3 separate regions of the Homo sapiens genome follow, and regions 1 and 2 are each linked to region 3. Evidence: chromatin loops called from intact Hi-C (ENCODE). Cell type or tissue: dorsolateral prefrontal cortex. All regions are shown on one strand.

Region 1 (2,500 bases), 68 kb before region 3:
TGTAGTCCCAGCTACTCTGGAGGCTGAGGCCAGAAAATTGCTTGAACTCAGGAGGTGGAGGTTGCAGTGAGCCGAGATCGCACCACTGCACTCCAGCCTAGGCGATAGAGTGAGACTCTGTCTCAAAAAAAAAAAAAAAAAAAAGATTAGATTAACAGTATCTCCAGAAATGGTTACCATATGTTACTACATTTTAAGTTCCTTTCAGAACCATAAGTATAGAGGAGTTAGTGGAACCAATGATAAATCTGGATTTTTTTTCTTCTTTCTTTGGATCTGTGCCTGAAATGGCAAATTATGTGCAATTTGGGGCACAGTGTCACTTATGATTTCAAGGAGCCTAAGAATCAGCAGAGGGATACAGTCTTTTGATAAAACTCTGCCTGGTCTTTTCATTTTGGATAGTATATTACTGGAAACTTCAGAAGAAAATGAGGGAGTTTCAGAAAGGAACTGAAGAGGTTGATGACTGAAAAGGATGATTGAACACCAAAATCTGCAGTTGATTAGGATGCAGACGTGGAAAGGAAGCATGTATATAAATAAAAGGGTATGTTACTAAAATCCGCAAAAAGTAGAATGAGGCAAAATATCTCCATTGTCATGATGTTCCATTTTATACTGAGTTGGATAAGTCTCATAAGGGATCTGATAGTTGAGGTCACTAATCCTTAATACATGAACCAAGGAATAAGAATTCTGTTTATCATAGGAAATAACTTGGGCCCATAAGGAAGGAGTAGAGACTCTTCAGGAGAGGGACATTTTAGTCCATAATTTCTCTGATTTAGTGCCAAAAGCTTTTTTGAGAGACTATTCAAAGCTGTCTTAAGTTTCATTGTTGGAAATTGATAGCTGCTGTATTTCTTTTTAATAACTGTTTTAAGTTCTTTCTGTTTTGTCTTCTCGGTTGCTAAATTCCTGAAGATTACAAAAAAAGTGTGCTTAAAGTAAAAGTGTTATGAGACAAAAGCTTTATTCTGTGGATAGGATAATACTTCTTTTGTAACATTTTCTGTTTGCACCAAAAGTGAGAAGTCAATGCCTTGCCTTTGTGCATCCCATTACTAATGGAGGATAAGAAGTTATTTTCTTCAAAGGCTGACTTCCAGAATTTTTGGCTGAACACTTTTTGTCAAGTGTATATTCCCTTTGTAGGCCTTTCTGTATAGAGCCCACAAACATCGTGAATGTGAATCATGTCATTCAGAGGGTTAGTGACCATGCCTCTGCCATGAACAAGAGAATTCATTACTACAGCCGGCTCACCACTCCTGCAGACAAGGCACTGGTAAGAGACAAAACATTACTAATAGTCTAAAATTCAGTTGAAATGAACAGTGAACAATATAAGCCAGGGCACCTCCCAGTGATTGAACTTCTTTCTGACTGTATTTCAAGGACAGCATCATGCAAAGTCAAAGATAGTAATTAACACACATCCTACATCTCAGGCCAGTTCATTCTTATCTAAATTTGAAACAATGTTTCTATGTTGACAACAACCTGGAGATTTTTTTGGATTAAATTCTCCTGATCCCCATTCCCCAAATCTCTGAGGAGGATAAATTACTTTTGAAATGGCAAGTTAGGCCATTGACTAATAGCAAATAATAACATGTTCTGCTTAGTGTGGACAATTTTAACTTTGAAGCTGTAAGGGAAATATTTTTTTAGAAATTTTCTACAAGAATGGGAAACTGGCCAAGCACAGTGACTCACTCCTGTAATCTCAGCATTTTGGGAGGCCAAGGCAAGAGGATCACTTGAGCCCAGGGGTTCAAGACCAGCCTGGAGAAGATGGTGAAACCCTGTCTCTACAAAAAAAAATTTTTTTAATTAGCCAAGCATGATGGCTCGCACCTATAGTTCCAGCTACTTGAGAGGCTGAGACAGGAGGATCCCTTGAGCCCAGGATGGATCCCTTGAGGATGCAGTGAGCTGTGATTGTGCCACTGCATCCCACCCAGACTGAGCAAAAGAGTGTGACCCATCTCTTTTTTTTTGAGATGGAGTGTCGCTCTATCACCCAGGCTGGAGTGCAGTGGCGCAATCTCGGCTCACCACAACCTCTGCCTCCTGGGTTCCAGCCATTCTCCTGCCTCAGCCTCCTGAGTAGCTGGGGTTACAGGTGTGCGCCACCACACCTGGCTCATTTTTGTATTTTGAGTAGAGACACGGTTTCACCATGTTGGCCAGGCTGGTCTTGAACTCCTGACCTCGTGACCCACCCACCCTGAGGTGCTGGGATTACAGGCGTGAGCCACTGTGCTCCCAAAGTGCTGGGATTACAGGCGTGAGCCACTGTGCCCGGCCATGTGACCCCATCTCTTAAAAAAAAAAAAAAAGAAGAATGGGAAACTGAAATATGTACACATAAATATAGTAGTTTCTTATTTAGCATTATTCTTTTATTGATCAAAACCAGGAGTCAAAGAGCCAGATACTAAATGTCTTAGACTTTGAGGTCACATGATATTCTTCATTTTGTTTATGATCA
Region 2 (2,500 bases), 280 kb after region 3:
CCTCAAGCCTGTGAAGAGGAAAAGTCACCCTGCTGAGAAAGTGGGAAGAAGTGACAGAAAGGTGGGCTTGAAGATAATCATGGAGCACAGAAGGGGCTTTTGACCTCCTGAGAATAGAGTTTGTATTTCTTTTTTCTTTTCTTTTTTCTTTTTTTGAGACAGAGTCTCACTCTGTCACCCAGGCTGGAGTACAGTGGCGTGATCTCAGCTCACTGCAACCTCCACCTCCCTGGTTCAAGCAATTCCCCTGCCTCAGCCTCCTGAGTAGCTGGGATTACAGGCACATGCCACCATGCCTGGTTAATTTTTTTTGTATTTTTAGTAGAGACGGGGTTTCACCATGCTGGCCAGACTGGTCTCAAACTCCTGACCTCAGGCAATCCGCCTGCCTCGCCCTCCCAAAGTGCTGGGATTATAGACGTGAGCCACTGTGCCCAGCCATGTTTATGTTTTTCCATCTTTTATAAGCCCAGATAACTGAATAGGGTCTAACATATCTTGAATAATCAAATGGACATCACACCTGTCAGACACTATGTACTACCTCTAAAGAAACATAAGAGACTTTCAGTAGAAAAATATTTTAAAAGATAAATTTCTAGAAATCATGTCCTTTGCAGTAACATGGATGCAGCTGGAGGCCATCATCCTGATTTAACGCAGAAACAGAAAATCAAATACCGCATATTCTCACTACGTTTAGTGAGAGCTAAACATAGGGTACACATGGACATAAAGATAAGAACAACAGACACTGAGGACTCCAACAGCAGGAAGTGAAGTGGGAAAGGGTTGAAAAACTATTTAATACCTACTGGGTAGTATGTTCACTATTTGGGTGACGGGTTCAACTGAAGCCCAAACCTCAGCATTACACGATATACCCATGTAACAAACCTGCACATGGCTAGGCACAGTGCCTCATGCCTGTAATCCCAGCACTTTGGGAGGCCAAGATGGCTGGATCACTTGAAGTCAGGAGTTTGAGACCAGCCTGACCAACATGGTGAAACCCAGTCTCTACTAAAAATAAAAAAAAAAATTAAAAAAAAAAAATTAGCCAAGCGTGGTGGCACGCACCTGTAATCCCAGCTGCTTGGGAGGCTGAGACAGAAGGATTGCTTGAGCCTGGGACGTGGAGGTTGCAGTGAGCCGAGATCACATCACTGCACTCCAGCCTGGATGACATAGTGAGACTCTTAAAAAAAAAAAAAACAAAAAAAAACCCCCCCAAAAAAACAACACTTGCATATATGTACCACCTCCTGAAAAAATCAAACTTGCATATGTACCACCTCCTGAATCTGAAGTTAAAAAAAAAAAAGATAAGGTTCTAAACCTACATTGAAAGTCTTTTTGTTAATTTGGATTACTCTGCTTATTCAACAGACTTTTAATGAGATTCTCCAATTACCTCTAAAAATAACTTGCTATAATGTTTATAATAAAAAATTTTGAGAAGGAAATAGTGTTATAGTTCCATCATGTCCCTAATGTGTATAAATTCTCACTTCTAAATGGATACAAGCTATCTCTGACCACCATCTTGTGGCAGAACAAAGAAACTGCAATTTATCAGTCATTGGAGCAAGACATGAAATAGCATGTAACCTTCAAAAATAGCACTGTTACTTAACTTTAGGAGTATGAATGCTCTAAACACCTACTCTGTGCTAGGTACTTTACCTAATTTACTTCTATAATCCTCACAACCACACCACAAGGTAGATCCCTTTATTGCAAATTTAAAAACTACAAAAAAACAATGTTTTTAAATAAACAAAGAGGTTAAGAAATTTACCCAAGATTGGCCCGGCGCAGTGGCTCATGCCTGTAATCCCAGCACTTTGGTAGGCTGAGGCAGGTGGATCACGAGGTCAGGAGTTTGAGACCAGCCTGGCCAACATAGTGAAACCCCATCTCTACTAAAAATACAAAAATTAGCCGGGCATGGTGGCGCACGCCTGTAATCCCAGCTACCCAGGAGGCTGAGGCAGGAGAATTGCTTGAACCCGGGAGGCGGAGGTTGCAGTAAGCCGAGATTGCGCCATTGCACTCCAGCCTGGTCGACAACAGCGAACCTCTGCCTTAAAAAAAAAAAAAAAAAAAAAAAAAAAAAAAAAAAAAAAAGTTAAAATAAGAAATTTACCCAAGATTATAGTTAAGAAAAATGCTGGGGGAGGATCTGAACCCAAGTTTAATTACAAAGCCCCAACTCTTCCACTAGGTACCCCATGGAAACTATTTATTGTTTCCAAGGTCCTCATGGCTAAACTGTTTGCTGATCATCATACTAGATAGTCCAAAGAAAAATCCCATTTGTAACACTAACCTTCTGTATGCTGTTTGTGCTTACCTCATGTGTACACCCTTCAACAGTTTCAACTGATTGTACCTTGACTCTGGGCATCAGGTCTGCCAAACTTAAAAAGAATTGTTTAAAGTTACACAAAAACAAATTACTTTTCTATAATTTGATAATAAGCCTCACATTGCACTG
Region 3 (2,500 bases):
ATCAGAAGAATAACTGTCTACAGCAGCTATCAACTTAAGAAATGTATTTCTTAAATAATAAGACTTAGCCTGGTGCGGTGGCTCACGCCTGTAACCCCAGCACTTTGAGGGGCCAAGGCAGGCAGATCACCTGAGGTCAGGAGTTCGAGATCAGCCTGACCAACATGGAGAAACCCCGTCTCTACTAAAAATACAAAATTAGCCAGGCGTGGTGGTGCATGCCTGTAATTCCAGCTACTCGGTAGGCTGAGGCAGGAGAATCGCTTGAACCCAGGAGACGGAGGTTGCGGTGAGCCGAGATCACACCATTGCACTCCAGCCTGGGCAACAAGAGCGAAACTTGGTCTCAAAAAAACAATAATGATAATAATAATAATAAGACTTTAAATGTGAAATTATTCCTTGATCCATGGGGTACAGAATCAGAATGGATGTTGTATTAGAAGACATGAAAACATTAATCTCCTCTTACATCTTTTTTTTGGCGGGGGGATGTGGTGCTTGAATGGATCCTGGAGTCGGCCATTGCTCAAGCACACCACCAAACAGTGCCCTTGCAAAGCAGGCCTCATCCCTGTCCACCGGGCCCAGCACCTCCCGGGTCTACCTCATCTCAGACAACCCTGCTACTCTGAATCCTGATTTGAAATCTTGGTGAAGGTATGTTTTGTTGTTTTTCTAAGTCTTTTAAAAAGAATTATCTTGGTTTCTTTGCTCCTGATGACTTTTTGCCTAATAGCTGGAGCATGAATAATGCTCCATGACTAATCAGATTTAGCCTGCTGCAGAAACTGTTTTAGTTTATCAACTTAGGGGGCATTCTGTGGGAACAAAGTTAAGATTTCAAGAGGTTCCAATGGTTCGCAACCCTGCCCGACTTCGCTTAGGCTTAATACTGCACTGAGAGCAGTCAAACCACCTTATGACAGCTCTCCCCAGCTGCATGAAAGTCTCCTGTTGTCACTCACTCATATCTCCTCTCCTACTCTAAGCATTTTGGTTACCATTTTATTCCTAACAACTACACCTTGTCAGACACAGAAGGGCACTCAGGAAATATTTGTTGATGAAATGAATAAAATTTCTGATAAGAATAAAGAGTTCATTGTAAAAAAAAAATCAAACTGCAAACAAAATAGATGAAATTATACATGAATTTCTCTCAACTCTCTATGTATAATGTTAAATCAAGTTTAGCCTAAAGCTGCCCTATTACATATTTTAAATTTGGCCTAAAGGTTTCTCTGTACATCATGAAGTATAACCTAAATGGAAGGGTAAACAGACTATAGTCTACTCTTGTGCCAGTCACTGAGTTTTGGCCAATCAAATGTGGCCAACTGTTCAAACCATGCTAAAAGAAGGCAAACAGCTGAGCTGTAACCAATCCAGAGCTGTTTCTGTACCTCACTTCCGTTTTCTGTACTTCGTTTTCGTTTTTCTGTCCAGAAATCTTCTTCCACCACGTGGCTGCGCTGGAGTCTCTGAGCCTACTCTGGCTCAGGATGCTGCCCAATTCACAGATCATTCATCACTCAATTAAACTCTTTTGAATTTAATTCAGCTGAAGTTTTTCTCCTAATGGTAAAAACTCTCCTAAGTTTAAGAGCCATAGTGGAAATCACATGGAAAAAGCTGTAGATTTGATTACATAAAACTGCTAAACTCTGTAAATCAAAAAAAATCACAGACTAAATTAAAAGAGATCGAACTGGGAAAATATTTGCTACATGTATGATAGATTTACATGGAAATAAGTGGGGGCACCTAAGATATTCCAGGAAAAAATAAGAAAAGAACATGAAACAGACAATTCACAAAAGAGAAAGTATGAATGGCTAACAGCTAGAAAATAACTAAAAACTATTATTAACAAAAATTTAAAAATCAATTATAGTACTCATTTCTGACTGGGGCACAGTGAGCTGGGCACACTACTTCTTTCTAGATCTTCAGAGCCAAGTTTTTAAAACTCAAAGCTAGACATTGACTCAGTTTCTTTGTCTGCATTTTAGGTGTTTAGACCCCACCTGAGGAGCTGTACATAACAAAAGCCCTCAATGCCACTAAACCAATGGGAGAGGGGTAAGAGTACAAAGAATTTAAAACCACAATAGACTCATATTATTCTATTACCAGTAGATAGAAATCAAATACGTTTTATCAATTTGAAGAACGTTTTCCACGTCATCCAGTCACCCAGGCCACAAGATCCTCAGTGACGACAGATAATTATGAAATTAGTTGTATTATTGATACTGCTTTTTCCTGGGTATTGGCTTCCCAGAGTTACTGAGAGAATGATGGAATAAAGCATCGACTTTGTCATATAGAGCCATGTATTACAAGTAAAACTTGCTGTTTCAAAATCTTTTCCTTCTCTTTCAAAAAAACTATCATTTTCTTCTCTCTGAGCAGTTTTTGATAGAGTTCATCATTAGCAGGGGCCTCAAAACAGAACATTGCAAATCATGTCAGTTTCAGAATGATTTTTTTTTTT

What was found. Peaks named below come from ENCODE experiments on the same cell type or tissue, not always from the same donor. Only the 100,000 strongest peaks of a DNase experiment are listed, where the experiment ranks them.
Region 1: a loop joins it to region 3, with 4 times the contacts of the local background. A loop is called at or near these places in 20 of 110 quality-filtered maps.
Region 2: it touches region 3 in a loop (4-fold over the local background); 2 of 110 quality-filtered maps call a loop at or near these places.

What each region holds. Positions count from the first base shown.
Region 1 is chr5:55,671,354-55,673,853 of GRCh38, reverse strand. SLC38A9 (solute carrier family 38 member 9) reads left to right here. Exons shown (of 16, transcript NM_173514.4): 4 at 1,159-1,291. Among named protein-coding and RNA genes, the nearest start is that of SLC38A9, 40 kb to the left of the region's middle. In dorsolateral prefrontal cortex, no CTCF peak of the experiment used is centred here; no DNase peak of the experiment used is centred here; H3K4me3 peaks cover 1,134 bases; H3K27ac peaks cover 1,929 bases.
Region 2 is chr5:55,324,055-55,326,554 of GRCh38, reverse strand. It overlaps MTREX (Mtr4 exosome RNA helicase), which reads right to left. Exons shown (of 27, transcript NM_015360.5): 3 at 2,357-2,423. All of the region lies in intron 1 of LOC124900979 (a long non-coding RNA gene), which reads left to right. Among named protein-coding and RNA genes, the nearest start is that of MTREX, 17 kb to the right of the region's middle. In dorsolateral prefrontal cortex, a CTCF peak has its summit at 1,541 (motif pointing left); no DNase peak of the experiment used is centred here.
Region 3 is chr5:55,603,052-55,605,551 of GRCh38, reverse strand. LOC124900980 (a long non-coding RNA gene) reads left to right here and starts at 490. Exons shown (of 2, transcript XR_007058776.1): 1 at 490-660; 2 at 2,016-2,332. RefSeq lists an enhancer at 525-1,724. In dorsolateral prefrontal cortex, a CTCF peak has its summit at 1,461; a DNase peak (open chromatin) is centred at 1,451; H3K4me3 peaks cover 956 bases; H3K27ac peaks cover 2,098 bases.